Regions from separate parts of the Homo sapiens genome. Here region 1 is linked to region 2. Evidence: chromatin loops called from intact Hi-C (ENCODE). Cell type or tissue: prostate gland. All regions are shown on one strand.

Region 1 (8,000 bases), 94 kb after region 2:
GGATTACAGGTGTGAGCCACACCACCCAGCCTGTTTTTTGTTTTTTTTTTTTTTTTTTTTTTTTTTTTTTGAGAGGGGGTCTCTATGTTGTCCAAGCTGGAGTGCAGTGGCTATTCACAGGTGCAGTCATACAGCCACTACAGACAGCCTCGACCTCCTGGGCTGGAGTGATCCTCCTGCCTCAGCCTCCTGAGTAGCTGGGACTACAGGCACACACCCGGCTACCACACCTTGTTTTTTAAAAATAGTTTTTGGCCTGGCATGGTGGCTCACGCCTTGTAATCCCAGCCTTTGGGAGGCCGAAGTGGTGGATCACTTGAGGTCAGGAGCTCGAGACCAGCCTGGCCAACATCGTGAAACCCTGTCTCTACTAAAAATACAAAACTTAACTGAGCGTGACGGCATGTGCCTGTAATCCCAGCTACTCTGGAGGCAGAGGCAGGAGAATTGCTTGAATTCTGGGAGGTGGAGTCTCCCAGAGATCCGAGATTGGGCTACTGCACTTGAGCCTGGTTGACAGAGTGAGACTCTGTCTCAAAAAAAAAAAAAAAAAAAAAAAAGTTTTCATTACAAATTGTTGAAGCAGAAGGATATTTAAGAATGTATACGGAATGGAGACACCTTTCTCTTTTTCACTTAACAATTCATCATAGAGATTGTTTCTTCATAGAGTTCATTTTTTTAAATTGTTCCAAAGTGTTTAGTGATGGGTATTTAGGTTGTTTCTGATCTTCTGATACAGACAATGTTGACTTTTTACCTTTCCAAGCTACTTTGTTTTAGTTGGGTCTCTTAACCTCAGAATGTAATTTGATTTTGTTTTTGTTTTTAACTGAGAGACTTTTAGTAGTTGAATTTCCCATTTGTATTTGCTGATAATTTTAGTAATAGCAACTCACTTCCATTGAACACATCTGTGTATCCAGTACTGCTCTAAGCACATTATTTAGACTGCCTTTAATCTTTCCAACTCTCTGAGTGGGGTACTAATTACCTGCACTTTACCCATGAGGAGACTCAGGGAGAGAGGAAATAGCTTACCAAGCCTAGTAAAGTGGAAGGCTGGGATTTGATCCCAGTCAGTTTGACTTCACATCTCTTAATCGGACTGGTATGGCATGCTACTGTGTGACAGATATGTTTGGTCTTAATTTAACTATTTTTTTAAAATGTTATGCTTCATGTTTTTAATGTACTTTATTTATGTATTAGTATTTTTTAACTGAAGACTTATTTTTCTCTTTGCTTTGTATTGGGTGTGTGTTCTTGGTAATGATTAAAAGGACTCATGTTTGCATATTTTAGTATAATTTGATATGTTTACCCTGTATTTGTTTAGGGGTAACTAGCTCCTTCCTGCTGTAATCAGTGACCAGGTTGGTATTGCCACATGTTCTTGCCTCCCCTTCCTTCTCTCCACCACCTGCTTTTGATTAATGATGTTACTAAACTTATTCCAGTGTTAACATTTATAACTTTATGTTTACTAATGCCTCTGATACTTTATCAGTTTTAAATAATATCTTTTGATTTCACTGTAAGAGGCAAGTGTCTTTACACTCTCTCCTTCTTTCCTTGTGCACTGCTCAACTTGATATCATTTTTTTCCATTAAAATTTATAACATTTACATTCTGTTCTTAATTCCCAGAAAATAAAAGTCTTTTTTTTTTTTTTTTTTTTTGAGACGGAGTCTCACTCCATCGCCCAGGCTGGAATGCAGTGGTGTGATCTCAGCTCACTGCAACCTCCGCCTCCCACGTTCAAGCAATTCTCCTGCCTCAACCACCCAAGTAGCTGGGACTACAGGTGCACACCACCATGCCTGGCTAATTTTTGTATTTTTAGTAGAGATGGGGTTTCCCCATGTTGGCCAGGCTGGTCTCAAACTCCTGACCTCAGGTGATCCGCCCGCCTCGGCCTCCCAAAGTGCTGGGATTACAGGCATGAGCCACCGTGCCCGGCCAAAGAAAAGTCTTTATTCCTACGTCTTAAATGGCTTCATTGCTCACTGTAAGTCTTTTGCTGGACTTTCTGCATTCTTCTTGAGTGGATAAAGTTTATCCTCTAATAGTTCATGAACCCATACATTTTGGCTCATGGGAATGAAATTTTCCAAGTTCTTGTATGTTTAAGGATATATATTTTTTCTCCTTAGTATTTTATTTTATTGTTTTTTTTTTAAATTGACACATAATGTGCATATTTATGGGGTACAGAGTGAAGTTTTGATACATATAATGTGTGGTTATCAGATCAGGGTAATTAGCATATCCATCATCTCAAATATTAGATATTTTGATTTTGTAACATACTTGATTGACACTGTGGCCAGATATAGAATTCTTGGGTCGTACCTTCTTCCCTTGAAGACTCTTAAGTGTGGCCCTATGTGTCCTAGTGTTAAATGTAGCCGTGTTGAAGGCTGAGGCTGATTGTACTTTCCCTGTCGTAGGGGTGTATTAGTCTACTCGGCTGCTGTAATTTTGTTTATACCACAGGTTGGGTGGCTTAAACAGCAGACAGTTCGTTGTTTTCTCACAGTTCTGGAGGTTAGAAGTCCAAGGTCGAGGTGCCGTCGGGGTTGGCTCCTGGCGCAGCCCTCTTCCTGGCTTGTATGTGGTCACCTTTCCTGCTGGGTCCTCACATGCCTTTCCCCTGTGTGAGCGTAGAGTGGGGAGAGAATAGGAGAGAGAGACTGATTTCTGGTGTCTCTTCCTTTTCTTAGAAGACCTTCCTCCAGTCCTGTCAAATTAGGGCCCCACCCCTATGACCTCAGGTAACCGTGATGACCTCTTGAAAGGCCCTATTTCCAATTATAGTACACTGGGAGTTAGGGCTTTAATGTATGAACTGGAGGTAGGGGGAGCACAGTTCATTCATAATAAAGGGTAATGTATACGTTTTGCCCAAAGGTCCAGAGACTTTTTATTTTTTCAGTTTTAAATACGAGATATAGACCCATATTTGTTGACAAGGAAAAATGTTCATAGTATATTGTTGAATGAGAAAAATCAAGTTTATTTATTCTTTTTCTGTTTCTGTTGTCTGTCATTTCCTCCTGTTTGATGATGGTTATTGTTTTAAAATAGATACTTGGATTCTTGGAAATGTCTTTGGAAATTCTTGGGAATTTTTATCTGCTTTGTTTCAATATTTTTCCAGATATTTTTTTTTTTCGGTCTTTTGGAGACAGGATCTTGCTCTGTCACCCAGGTTGGAGTGCAGTGGCACAATCTTGGTTCATGTAGTCTTCACCTCCGAGGCTCAAGTGGTCCTACCTCAGCCCCCGAGTAGCTGGGATCACAGGCATGTGCCACCACACTTGGCTGACTTTTAAATTTTTTCATAGAGGTGGGGTCTCCCAATATTGCCCAGGCTGGTCTCAAACTCCTGGACTCAAGTGATCCTCCCTCCTCAGCCTCCTAAAGTGCTAGGATGATGGGCGTGAGCTACCACGCCTGCCCCTGGATATGTGTTTTTGTCTGCCATTTGTTTTTCCTCTTTTCTCTGTCCCTTTTCTTTCTCTTTGAGTGTTTTTATATCACTGTTGGCTGGCTTCTTTGTGCCCCTTACTCGTCTCTGAATGAGCAGAGTTCTTCTGGACTAATGGCGTGTGGGTAGGCTGGGGAGGTCCTGGGCAGCGTCTGGGGGAAGCTGTGATCTGCCCTGGACTCTTCCCTTGCCGCTGGACTGTAAGGGTGCTTGGCCTAACCCTGCCTGCTCTGCCACCCTGTGGCTCCTCACACCGGCCTGTCCTGAGCAAGGGCTTGCTGCTGCTCCTCTGGCTCTCCTTTGCTGAGACCTGAAGTCACCGGTTCGCCTTTGATGTCCTCACTCGTCTTGGTTGTGTTTTCATAGCCCTTGGCAACTTGCTTCTGGGATATTCAGTTTCAGGGTGTTTAGGTGTTATGTTATTGAAGATAAGAGTTTCTTTTTCTGTAACTTGTTCTAATTTGGGTGGGTAATAAGAACAGAGGCCTTCAGAGAAGTATTTACTCTGACGTCTTAAAGCTTTTAAGGCCCACGGCCAGATTTCTTTAATACACTTTGGGCATCCTCTGTCTGTAAAATTAGGGAATTGTATAATGTCCTCGCTAACATACTTTCAGGTTAACCTGTTTATGGTTCTGATGTATTTACATGAAATTTGGGTAAACACTAAATATAGTGAATGTTTTCTTACAGACAGAACCTCCACTCAATACACCAGAAAACAGAGAGTATCTTGCAGAAATTATGTTCGAATCATTTAACGTTCCAGGACTCTACATTGCAGTTCAGGTAAAACCAGTTATGTTTGTGATTCCTAAAGCACCTGAGCTGTCTAGTAGCGGAAGAAATGGTATTTCCCAAGGTTCTCCGCTGGAAGACTGCGCTGTGTGCCCTTCCTTTTTCCACTCCCTCCCCCGTCCCCATGCCATTCAGGACTATAGGGAAGGTGTCCCATGACTTTTCTTTTTATATTGATGCCATTTTTTGGTATAGACGTCGTCTGGCTCTTTTTACATGCATTAAAGTCTCATGCATTTTTATCTGGGTGACAAGATATAGGTGTAGATGTGCTTCTTCTTTTGGCATCTTTGACTTTGATCAGAAAAACAAAATAATTACCTTTAGAGGTTTCCCCTTTCCGATTTTGGGCTCTTATGAGTCCCAGTGTACTTGATTCTGAGGGACCCTGTGTTTTCATGAGCTCGCAGAACTTGTTCTGAAGCTGCGGTTCTTGGTGTGATATTTTTTGGTTGCATTTGGTCATTATTTGCCTGCCACCTTATGTAAGGGAATTGACTGAAATTTTGGGGAATAAATGAGATGGGTGTTGCCCAAATGTTTTCTGCATAATACTAGTCACTTCTAAGGAGGAGGAGGAGGAGGAAAAGTTCCATAGAAAGATGAATTTGGGCGATGCTGCATCCTGCAGCTTTCTCGGGCTGATTCACAGTGCCTATCAGCACAGTCCAGGCTCTGAGCATTCCTGTGTCGAAATCTATGTATTCTAGCACTTCCAAATTCATTTAACTACAGATCTTCCCCCTGGCTAAGTTACTTATATTCCATGGCCTAGGGAAACACTTCAGGAGACATAAGACTGGTGGTTCTCAAAGTGGTCTGTGCAGCAAGTTTACCTGGAGAATGTTTTTAGAAGCACAGATTTTGGGCTTCGTCTTCGACCAGGGTTTTCCACCCTCAGTGCTTTGGGCTGGGTAGTCCTTTGTTGTGGGCGCCGCCGTGTGCATTGCGGGGAGCGTAGCGGCATCCCTGGCCTCTGCCCACTAGAAGACAGCAGCCCCACCTCAAGCCTCCCCGCCCCGACGAAGAAAATGGTACCAGATATTGTCAGATGTTCCCTTTGGGGCAACATTTTCTTTGGTTGAAAAATTACCCTGTACCTTCCAGATTAGAATTTCTGGGTGTGAGGCCTAGTAATCTGTATTTTAAACAACGCCACAAGTGACCTCATTGCCAATCTGTGGCCCCACGCCGGAAACCAATGAAGTAGAAATTAAAATCTTATGATTCTATAATGAAATATCTTTTTCACTGGCTTTTCTTTGTAAAACCTTAGTTTTTTTTCTTTCTTTCTTTTTTTTATTTTTGAGACAAGGTCTCACTGTGTTGTCCAGGCTGGAGTGCAGTGGTGCGATTATGGCTCACTCTAGCTGCGACCTTCTGGGATGAAGGGATCCTCCCACCTCAGTCTCCCGAGTAGCTGGGAGTACAGGTGCGTGTCACCACGCCTGGCTAATTTTTGTATTATTTGTAGAGATGGGGTTTCACCATGTTGCCCAGGCTGGTCTCGAACTCTTGGGTTCAAGTGATCTGCCTACCTTGGCCTCCCAAAGTGTTGGGATTACAGGCATGAGTCACCACAGTCAGCCACGTTTCTTTATTGAAAACTTGACTCCTATAGTTGTAAGTACTCAACATTTTCGTGTTAGTTGTCCAAGTTTGAATTGGAATTTGAGGGACAGGGGTTAGAGGATGGATAGGAAAAGGAAAGAGTTACTCAGACATATTAAGTAAGAGAGTTTGTTGATTGGACCTGGAAGGAGCAGGCAGGTGGCTTTAGAAAGAGTTCCTATGTGCGAGCGGTTTTCATGTCTTTTCTCCAGGCAGTGCTGGCCTTGGCGGCATCTTGGACATCTCGACAAGTGGGTGAACGTACATTAACGGGGATAGTCATTGACAGCGGAGATGGAGTCACCCATGTTATCCCAGTGGTAAGCAGAATAGTTAATATATAAGTCTCTGTAGGCTTAACACCTGATTCGAGGTAAGGATGGAAATTAAAAAAAAAAAAAACCTCTTCTGTAATGAAAATACAATTTAGATGATAGTTGTACTTAGAAAGATAATAAAAGTTTTTTATTTTTTGCCACCTTATATAAAGGAATTCCCCAAGTATGTGGGAAAGAATGAAAAGGATGGCCAATTATTGTGGCTTTGGCAATTTTCAATTCATGGTGGCATATTTTTACAGTCAGAATGTCAGAGAATGTCCAGGATGTCTCTGGATCTTCAGAGCCTCTGCTTGATCCCCGTGGGTGTAACATCAACAAGAACATTTTCCGGGGTTATTCCGACATGTTGGGAGATAGACACCGTTTTGGATGTTGAATTTGTAGGTGCAGTGCGTGGCCATTTGAAGGAGCACATCTGTGTTCTCTGAAAAGATGTGAATGGCAACCAGCTCAAGCTTGGAAAAATTGCTTTTTGTTTTAAAAATTTATTTAAGGGCTGGGCGCGGTGGCTCACGCCTGTAATCCCAGCACTTTGGGAGGCCAAGGCGGGCGGATCACCTGAGGTCGGGAATTCGAGACCTGCCTGACCAACATGGAGAAACCCTGTCTCTACTAAAAATACAAAATTAGCCAGGTGTGGTGGCGCATGCCTGTCCCAGCTACCTGGGAGGCTGAGGCAGGAGAATCGCTTGAACCCGGGAGATGGAGGTTGCAGTGAGCCGAGATCGCGCCATTGCACCCCAGCTGGGCAACAAGAGCGAAACTCCGTCTCAAAAAAAAAAAAAAAAAATTTAAAAGCCAAGAAGGGGAGATTGTACATTTTGGCTTGCAGAAGGCTCTGCAATACCACTTTTTGGTTTCAGAGAAGTGATTCCTAATTTGGGTTTCAAGAGATCTCTGAATTTTTCTTTTGGTCCAATGGACTATTTAAAGGAATTATCTTAAATTCATTTTTTTTGGAAAATGTATCAGAAGTGTCTGAAGAGGGTATTCAGAGGGAAGTCAGACTCATCCTGGTCTTTCTCCTTTGAGGTCTCCTCCTCAGGAACCACCATTGCTAGTTACTTCTGTTATGTTACAGATAATGTTTCTGCATATGTATATGGGGGGGTGTGTTTGTGTATATATTTACATACACACAGCTCTTTTAAAATGCAAATTAGGATTTTCAAAAATCATTTAATTTAATTGAAAAAATGGTCACCATTTCATTTTGAGAAGGTGATGGGGTGATGTACTAATACCAATGCCTTTAATTCCTTGAAGGTTAGGTATCACTGCAGAGGAAAGGCTTAATGGTCGATGGGCCTACAGTCAGGGAGAAAAAAGCCAGCCTCCCGCCCCCATACCTTGTACTCCTGGCTATGTGTCCTTCCTGTGGGGAGGAGAGGTGGCTGCCCTGCCCTGTGAAGTGTGCTCTAGACTTGAGCCCCCTTCAAGCCAGTCTCAGCACTCCTTTCGGTGGATCTTGAGAAGAGTTAGTGCCCTGGGTGCAGAGCACTCACCGAGAACTCAGGCTGCCATTTCCTCAGAGAACTGCGCTGCTGAGATCCAAGATGAGGCCCCCGTAGGCCCCTGGCCTGCACCCCCTTTGGTTCTTTGCCTATTTCTTATGTCTGATTTAGGAAAAGGAAAGAAAATACATTTCACAGTGTGTCCAGGCCCACTAAGAAAGTTGTTTGAAAAGATTTTTAATCGTATCTTAGTTCAGTTTTTCCTCCAGCTATAAAAATTACATTAGTCATTGAAAATTTGG
Region 2 (8,000 bases):
AAGTGCTGCCACCACTCTGGAAGGCAGTTCAGCAGTTTCTTACAAAGCTAAATACAGGCTTACCATCCAATCCAGCAGTCGCTCTCCTAGGTATTTACCCAAAAGAGCTGAAAACCTCTGTCCACACAGAAAACTACACATGAATTTTTATAGCTTTATTCCTAACTGCCAGAACTGGGCAGGAACCACAGTGTCCTTCAGTGGGTGAATGGATAACTCCGCATGATGGAATATTAGTCAACAATAAAAAGAAGTAAGCTATTAAGTCAAAAAAGCCATGGAGGTACCCTACATGCAAACTTCTAGGTGAAAGACGTCAACATAAAAGGCTACACACTGTATGACTTCAACTATATGACATTCTGGAAAGGGCAAAACTACAGAGAGAATTTAAAAACCAGTGGTAGCCAGGGGTTGGGGGGTAGGGAGAGATGAACAGACGGAGCACAGGGAACTTGGGGGGCAGTGAAATATTCTGTATGATACTATAATAGTGATACGGGACATTATGCCTTTGTCAAAACCCAGGTAAGGTACAAGACCAAAAGAGAACCCTAATGTCAACTACAGACTTTAGGTAATAAAAATGTATCTATATTGGTTCATCAGTTATAACAAATGTACCATATGAATGCAAAATGTTAATAATAGGAGAAACTGGAGCTAAGGTATAGGGGAACTCTACTTTCTTCACAATTTTTCTGTAAAGCTAAAATTGCTCTAAAAGATAAAGTCTAGGTCAAGCACAGTGGCTCTTGCCTGTAATCCCAGCACTTTGGGAGGCTAAGGCAGGAGGATTGCTTAAGTGCAGGAGTTGAAGACCAGCCTAGGCAACATAGCAACACCTGTCTGTATAAAAAATTTATTAAATTAGCTGGGTGTGGTGGTGCACACCTGTAGTCCCAGCTACTCTGGAGGCTGAGGTGGGAGGACTGCTTGAGCCCAGGAGGCTGAGGCTGCAGTGAGCCCTGATCATGCCACTGCAGAGAGAGAGAGAGAGAGAGAGAGAGAGAGAGAGAGAGAGATCCATTTGGGAAAAAAAGAAAATAAAACCGAACTCTTGACTGACACAGTTGTTATTGTTATTGGCATGGCTCTTCCATGGTGGGCCTGGTGACTTAAGGCTGCAAGTCAGATTCCCTTCCACAAAACAATAAAAGTAAAAGTAAAAATGCTAAATATAATCATTACAATAATGTACAGTACACATAATAGACAAATAGGCCAATGGAACAGTATTGTTTGATACATGATACAAGAGATATTCCAAGTCCATGGAAAAAGGCTATTCATCGACTTAGAACCAACTCTCTCTTTGGGGAAAATATTTAAGTTAGATTCATAGTGAAGATTGTTTATAAAAATCAGTTCCAGATGGACTTAAGTGCCAGCTTAAAAAAAGGAAATGGAAGTATTAGAAGAATTAGGAGAATTTGCTTAGAATCCAGAGGTAATTAAAAGCCTTCTTAAACAGGATACAAAAGATAAAAACTAAATTTAAAACATCTGTATGACAAAAGATACTATAAACATAAGTCCAATAGAAATGGGAATTTCCGCCAGGTGCAGTGGTTCACGTCAGTAATCCCAACAATTTGGGAGGCCGAGGCGGGAGGATCACCTGAGGTCAGGAGTTCAAGACCAGCCTGGCCAACATGGTGAAACCCCGTCTCTACTAAAAATACAAAACAATTAGCCGGGTGTGGTAGCATGTGCCTGCAATCCCAGCTACTCAGGAGGCTGAGGCAGGAAAATCACCCGAACCAGGGAGGCAGAGGTTGCAGTGAGCTGATATCACACCACTGCACTCCAGCCTGGGCAAAAAAAGCAAAAACTCTATCTCAAAAAAAAAAAAAAAAAAAAAGAAAGAAAGGAAAAAGAAATGGGAATTTAGAGCAGCATTTTCCCACAGAACCTTCTGCAATAGCAAAAACAGTTTACATCTGAGCTCTTGAAACACATGTGGTTACTGAGCACTTGAAATGTGACTAGTGCAACTAAGAAATGACATTTTTAATTGTATTTAAATTAATTAACTAATTTTTATTTATTTATTTATTTTTGAGACAGAGTCTCCCTCAGTCACCCAGGCTGGAATGCAATGGCGCGATCTTGGCTTACTGCAGCCTCTACCTCTGGAGTTCAAGTGATTCTCCTGCCTCAGCCTCCCAAGTAGCTGTGATTGCATGCGCCCACCACCACACCCAGCTAAGTTTTGTATTTTTAGTAGAGATGGGGTTTCACCATGTTGGCCAGGCGGGTCTCAAACTCCTGACCTCAGGTGATCCACCGAACTGGGCCTCCCAAAGTGCTGGGATTACAGGCGTGAGCCACCGCGCCTGGCCGTACTTAAGTTAATTTAAACCTAAACTTAAACTAGAAGAGTCCTATGTGGCTAGGCCACGTGCTGGACAGTGCAAGTCCAGGAAAAAATATGTGCAGATATAGAATAGACAAACGCTTAGTATCCAGACTATAAAACAGACTCCTATACGTGATAAAAAGAGGTTCAACCCCACTAGTCATCAACAAAATGCAAACTAAAAGTGTAGCATCTTTCAACCCCTCATACCAACAAAAATTTAAAAAATCAATAATACCTCTACTTTACAATATGCGTGGACACTACACAGGAGAACAAGTATACACATGGGTATTCTGAGAGCATAAACTGAGGCAGAATTTGTGGAGGACGATCTGACAGTGTTTATTAAAATTAGAAGTGTGGAGAGCCTTCTGGCCCTTTCCAGCCAGCAATTCCATCCCACGTGTTCACCAAAGAAATACTGACATACGAGTGTAAAGAGGAATGTCCAGGAATATTCACTGAAGTGTTCTTTGTAATCAGCAAACAATGGAAAATAACTTAATTATCCTAAAAAATAGTTCCCTTCATAATATGGAATACTATGCATCAAGTAAAAAGAATGGAAAAGAACTATGTATGCCAATATGAAAAGATTCTCAAAACATTTTAAGAGAAAACAAAAAACAAGTTGAAAAACCATATGAATCATCTGATTGAATTCATAAAAAATTAAACCATATGTCTCTATGTATACACACAGGCATGATCCAGGATGAGTCACACCAATCTGAGACCGGTGGCTGTGCTGTGTCCATCAGGTGGCTGATGGCTGGTTCCCCCTCAGCCCTCTCCAGCCAGAAAGATGACTGTGGGCCAGAGAGCCCCAGGATGCCAGGACAGTGCTGTCACATCCACCTGCCGAAGGGCCCCTGGCGGACGCAAATGACTGGGTTGGGCGAGGTGCTAAGTCCAGCACGCATCCCTGGAGGCCCTGGAGCTGAGGTGGAGTGTGCTGGGGCTCCAGCAGCCCCAGGCACACTCCCGAGGGTTCAGGTATCCATATGAAGAGCGCAGGCCACTGGCCTGCCCGTGGAGAGTCCCGAAATAATGGCACCGCTCCTCAGTCATCATGAAAAGGATCATGTTTTAGGTTTTAATGGTTCAGATAAAATTAGAAGGTGCAAAGCACAGATTATTGCTCCATGAGTACAGTTTCCCAGGTGATGAAAATGTTGTGGAAATAGATGGCAGTGATGGCTACACAACACTGAATGTACTGATGCCACTGAACCGTACACTTAAAAATGGTTACAATGGTAAGTGTTGCGTATATTTTGCCATAACACACACACACACACACACACACACACACACACACACACACACACACACACACACACACAAATAAAAATTAAAAGTTGCTTAAAAGAGGTAAGCTGTCAATTGTCTGAAAAACGGGGTCCTCCAGATGAGTGGTTCCCTCAGTCTGGCCAGAGGCCAGTCCCCACGTGCCTCCGTGTCTCCAGGAGTCTAGGCTAGTGTTTTTCAAACTCTTCTCTAAAACCACAGGGTTCCCCAGAAGCTGCCGTAGAGAGGAGAGAGGACCCCAGCAGACCACAGCTCACATCAACCAGAGCAACCTCACAGTGACTCAGGATCCCAGGTATGAGTCTATCTGGGGAAAGGGCCTTCTATAACACGCTGGGCACATGTGCTCTGAGTTCCACTGGAATTTCCAAAACACACATGCAGCTAGGGTGCTCCTGCCACCACCTGGCTCCTTGGACAGGCACGCAGCTGCATGGCTAGGCTCCCTGAGGGTCTGTGTCCACACACCACGCTGCCATGTTTTGCACTTGCGGCCACGTTTCTCTTTTACCCCGCTGCCTGATTTTTGTCTCAGTCTTGGGTCTCCTGACATGATATTCCTGGGAGGGGAGGCGGCTCTTCCCACAGAGGCAATGAGGAAGGGGCCCTGGGGTCTATGGGGCAATTCCCCTGGGAGGGGAGAGGGAGGTAAAGAAACCCGAGTCACACTGTGCCAAAGGGCAGGGTTCCCAAGGGTAGCCGGTGTGCTCTGGACTCAACCCTGCCAAGGGGCCTAGAGCCCTTCTGGCAGCTGGGCCACACGCCACATGCGACAGGGCACTCCAGGAAGGGCTGCAAGTGCTACACACAGACGCCAGGGGCTGCTCCACTCCAGGCGCAGGGACGCTGGGCAGGGGCTCCAGCCAAAAGCACATGACTGTGCGGGCAAACTTTCCACTGGCAGCATGTATTTCATCACAACCAGCTCTAAGCGGCTTAGCCAATAACGACCCTGAACTTTGAGTGACCCCCAGGAAGCGTTAATGGACTGAACTGAAGACAATGTCCTGACTGATGAGCCACAGGTTTGTTCCAATCGTCCTACCTAGAGTGCCAGTTTTCCGTGTCTAATTAGTATAACCCCACAAACTCCCTGTTCTAGCACGTAAATAACACCTCAATTTCTACAAGGCATGGGTGCACATGTGTCCCCTTGCTGGGCAAGTTAATGGACCAGGCTTTGCCATTTTTTGAGCTCCCACAGCCTCTGTCATTGTTCCATTCTTTGACATGGCTGTCTAAGTCCTGGTCCCCACCCTGAAATTCTGCATCAGTGGGATGTACTAGCTACTGGCTGAGGGCACTGGCTCGCGCCTGGCTTTAGAAAAGATAAGGGCACGTGACCTCAGCAGAGGAGACCCCGCTCCCCTGCCTCCTCTTTCTTCTCTCTTACCTGTGCCGTTGCCAGCCAGGCCACTCTCCATCCCTGGAGGCCTCCCAGCATCAGCGCCGGCTGTGTCCCTTTCCTGCCATCTGTCAGAAAGAGAAGCAGAAGAAAGAGAATGGGCCTGTGGGACAAGGACAAAACTCAGGGTCCCCAGCCCCCCTCCCATCCCATAAAGCACTCTCTTTTCCAAAGAGCTTTTCTATCCATAGCCACATTCGACATGGGCAGGGGTTCTTTCATTGTAAGCATACCTGCTGAGAAGGTAAAACAGCCATAATTCCCATTTTACAAAAGAGGAAACTGAGACCACGAAGGACCCCTGATGTGCCCAGAGTCATGGAGGTGATGAATGGCAGAGCTGGACAAAAACCCAGGTCTTCTAACTCCCACACGAGAGCCCACACCCTCAACATTCGCAGGGCGGCATGTGATGGACACCACGCCTGAGAAGCAGGAGCCTGGAGTAAGGTTAGAGACATGTCTGCGACTGGCCATGAGGAATGCACCCGGAAGGCAGAATGGCCCTACACGTTTCCTCCGTCACCCGCCCCCTCTTTCAAAGTCCCCATCCATGTTCTAGCACAAATCCCTCTGGGGAGCTTCGGGGCCAGCCATCTCCATACAAGAACACACACGGTCAATTGGGCATTGCTGAGCCCATGCCCAGTTCACTGATGTAGGATTCATCTTTTTTTTTTGAGATGGAGTCTCGCTCTGTTGCCCAGGCTGGAGTGCAGTGGCGGGATCTCAGTTCACTGCAAGCTCCGCCTCCCAGGTTCACGCCATTCTGCCTCAGCCTCCTGAGTAACTGGGACTACAGGCGCCCGCCACCACGCCTGGCTATTTTTTTGTATTTTTAGTAGAGACGGGGTTTCACCGTGTTAGCCAGGATGGTCTCCATCTCCTGACCTCATGATCCGCCCGCCTCAGTCTCCTGAAGTGCTGGGATTACAGGCGTGAGCCACTGCGCCCGGCCTTCTTTTTTTGTTTTTATGCCCAAGTCTTCTGAGCGCTTCCTGAGTGGCTCACTCTGTGCCTGGAACATGACAGGACAGGTCACACTGCTGTGTGGATGCCCCACGCCTTTGCCCTGGCTGTCCCCTCACCGCAGATCCCCGCCTGGCTTGCCCCCCACACTTCTATCAGCTCCCAGCTTAAATGTCCCCTTCTCAGAGCAGGCATCCCTTGTGCTTCTTTTTTTTTTTTTTTTTTGAGACAGAGTCTTCCTCTGTTGCCCAGGCTGAGAGTGTAGTGGCCCAATCTCAGTTCGCTACAATCACCACTTCCTGGGTTCAAGTGATTCTCCTGCCTCAGCTTCCTAAGTAGCTGGGATTACAGGTGTGCGCCACCACACCCAGCTAATTTTTGTATTTTTAGTAGAGACAGGGTTTCACCATATTGGCCAGGCTGGTCTTGAACTCCTGACCTTGTGATCTACCCACCTCGGTCTCCCAAAGTGCTGGGATTACAGGCGTGAGCCACCGTGCTGGCCCCTGGCGCTCCTATTTACAGTCACCAGCCTAACTCCACCTCCCGTTTCCTCTCTAACATTTTTGCCACCTGACATGATCTTAACTTTTCTGTTCCCCACCACAGCAAGGTCAGGAGCTCTTCATGCTTGCTGCTGGATCCGCAGGGCTCAGAGCAGAGCCGGGCACACAGAGGGCCCGTAACAAATGCAGGTGGCAGGAATGTGCTGCCCTGCCTGGCCAGGAGCTGTGCAGCCTGAAGACTCATCTCCTCCTCGCTGGGGGTGCACCTCTCCTAAGGACAGGGATGTGGTCCCGTGCACCTGTACCCCCTAGCAGAGCAAAGATGTGGCTGCCCCACAGAGATGCACAGCTCGTCCTTCCTGCTGCCTCAGGGAGGGGCTCTTCCAGATTTCAGTCAGCCCCTCCTCCCAGGCACCCTGGCTCGGCCACCCCCACAGAAACACCCACCCCAGGGCCCGAGAGCCTCGCAGAGACCCAGACTCCCTCTCCTAGGTCCCCTTCAGAGCCCAGACACTGGGGGCACACACACAGACTGGGAATCTGGACCCTGACAAGAGACGTCGGGGGAGGGGTGAATATGAATCTAGAAAATGCAGAAAGTCATTTTCCCTGGTGCAAAGAGAAGAAGAGACACCCACTTTTTTCAAGAGCATTTTGTTTAGAAACTTCTAATTAATAAGCTCTATCTCTGTCTTTTTGAGATGCATGTGAATCTTTATTTTTTATTTTTGCAGTAAATGCTCCTCAAGTAGAAATAAATCTTTTTAAAAGTTAAATAAGGCTGGGCACGGTGGTTCATGCCTGTATTCCCAGCACTTTGGAAGGCTGAGGTGGGTAGATCACCTGAGGTCAGGAGTTTGAGACAAGCCTGGCCGACGTGGGGAAACCCCGTCTCTACTAAAAATACAAAACTTAGCTGGGTGTAGTGGCACATGTCTGTAATCCCAGCTACTCGGGAAGCTGAGACAGGAAAATTGTTTGAACTCAGGAGGCAGAGGTTGCAGTGAGCCGAGATTGTGACAGAGTGAGACTCTGTCTCAAAAAAAAGCTAAATAAGCCTTCTGCCAACATTACAACCCAGGACTGTCTTTCCCAAGGTCCTGGGGGCCATTTCTTTGAAATTTAAGTATCAAGGAAGACATCACCCCTGCCTCCCAGTCTCCATGGGAGGGTAGGAGCCTAATTTCAGCAGGTGCCTGGCTCCAAATCACAAAACTATCTCCTGTCATAAAAATATAAGAACTTTATTTTTCCTGTGGGTAAAGGCAATTAGCTAACACAGATGGTCACTCCAATTATGAGGTGAATTTAGGACGACCTGCCTGCGTGTGACAAATGGTAATGTCCAGTCCTCTTGCTGGAGGGCTGGTTGCTGTTTATCCTGAGAACATGTCTGTAACGGGCTGCACCTGCCGGCTACATGCAGGCTGAGAGCTTCCGTCTT

What was found. A loop is a pair of places that touch in the nucleus more often than their neighbours do. Peaks named below come from ENCODE experiments on the same cell type or tissue, not always from the same donor. Only the 100,000 strongest peaks of a DNase experiment are listed, where the experiment ranks them.
Region 1: a loop joins it to region 2, with 5 times the contacts of the local background. A loop is called at or near these places in 6 of 110 quality-filtered maps.

Annotation. Positions count from the first base shown.
Region 1 is chr7:150,291,535-150,299,534 of GRCh38, reverse strand. It overlaps ACTR3C (actin related protein 3C), which reads left to right. Exons shown (of 8, transcript NM_001164458.2): 2 at 4,188-4,283; 3 at 6,116-6,223. The coding sequence starts at 4,239. Among named protein-coding and RNA genes, the nearest start is that of LRRC61, 28 kb to the left of the region's middle. In prostate gland, no CTCF peak of the experiment used is centred here; no DNase peak of the experiment used is centred here.
Region 2 is chr7:150,385,571-150,393,570 of GRCh38, reverse strand. ZNF775 (zinc finger protein 775) reads right to left here. Exons shown (of 3, transcript NM_173680.4): 2 at 5,070-5,149. The coding sequence starts at 5,100. Among named protein-coding and RNA genes, the nearest start is that of ZNF775-AS1, 5.6 kb to the right of the region's middle. RefSeq lists enhancers at 4,413-5,011, 6,246-6,816, 6,817-7,389. In prostate gland, a CTCF peak has its summit at 4,489; a DNase peak (open chromatin) is centred at 4,510; H3K27ac peaks cover 728 bases.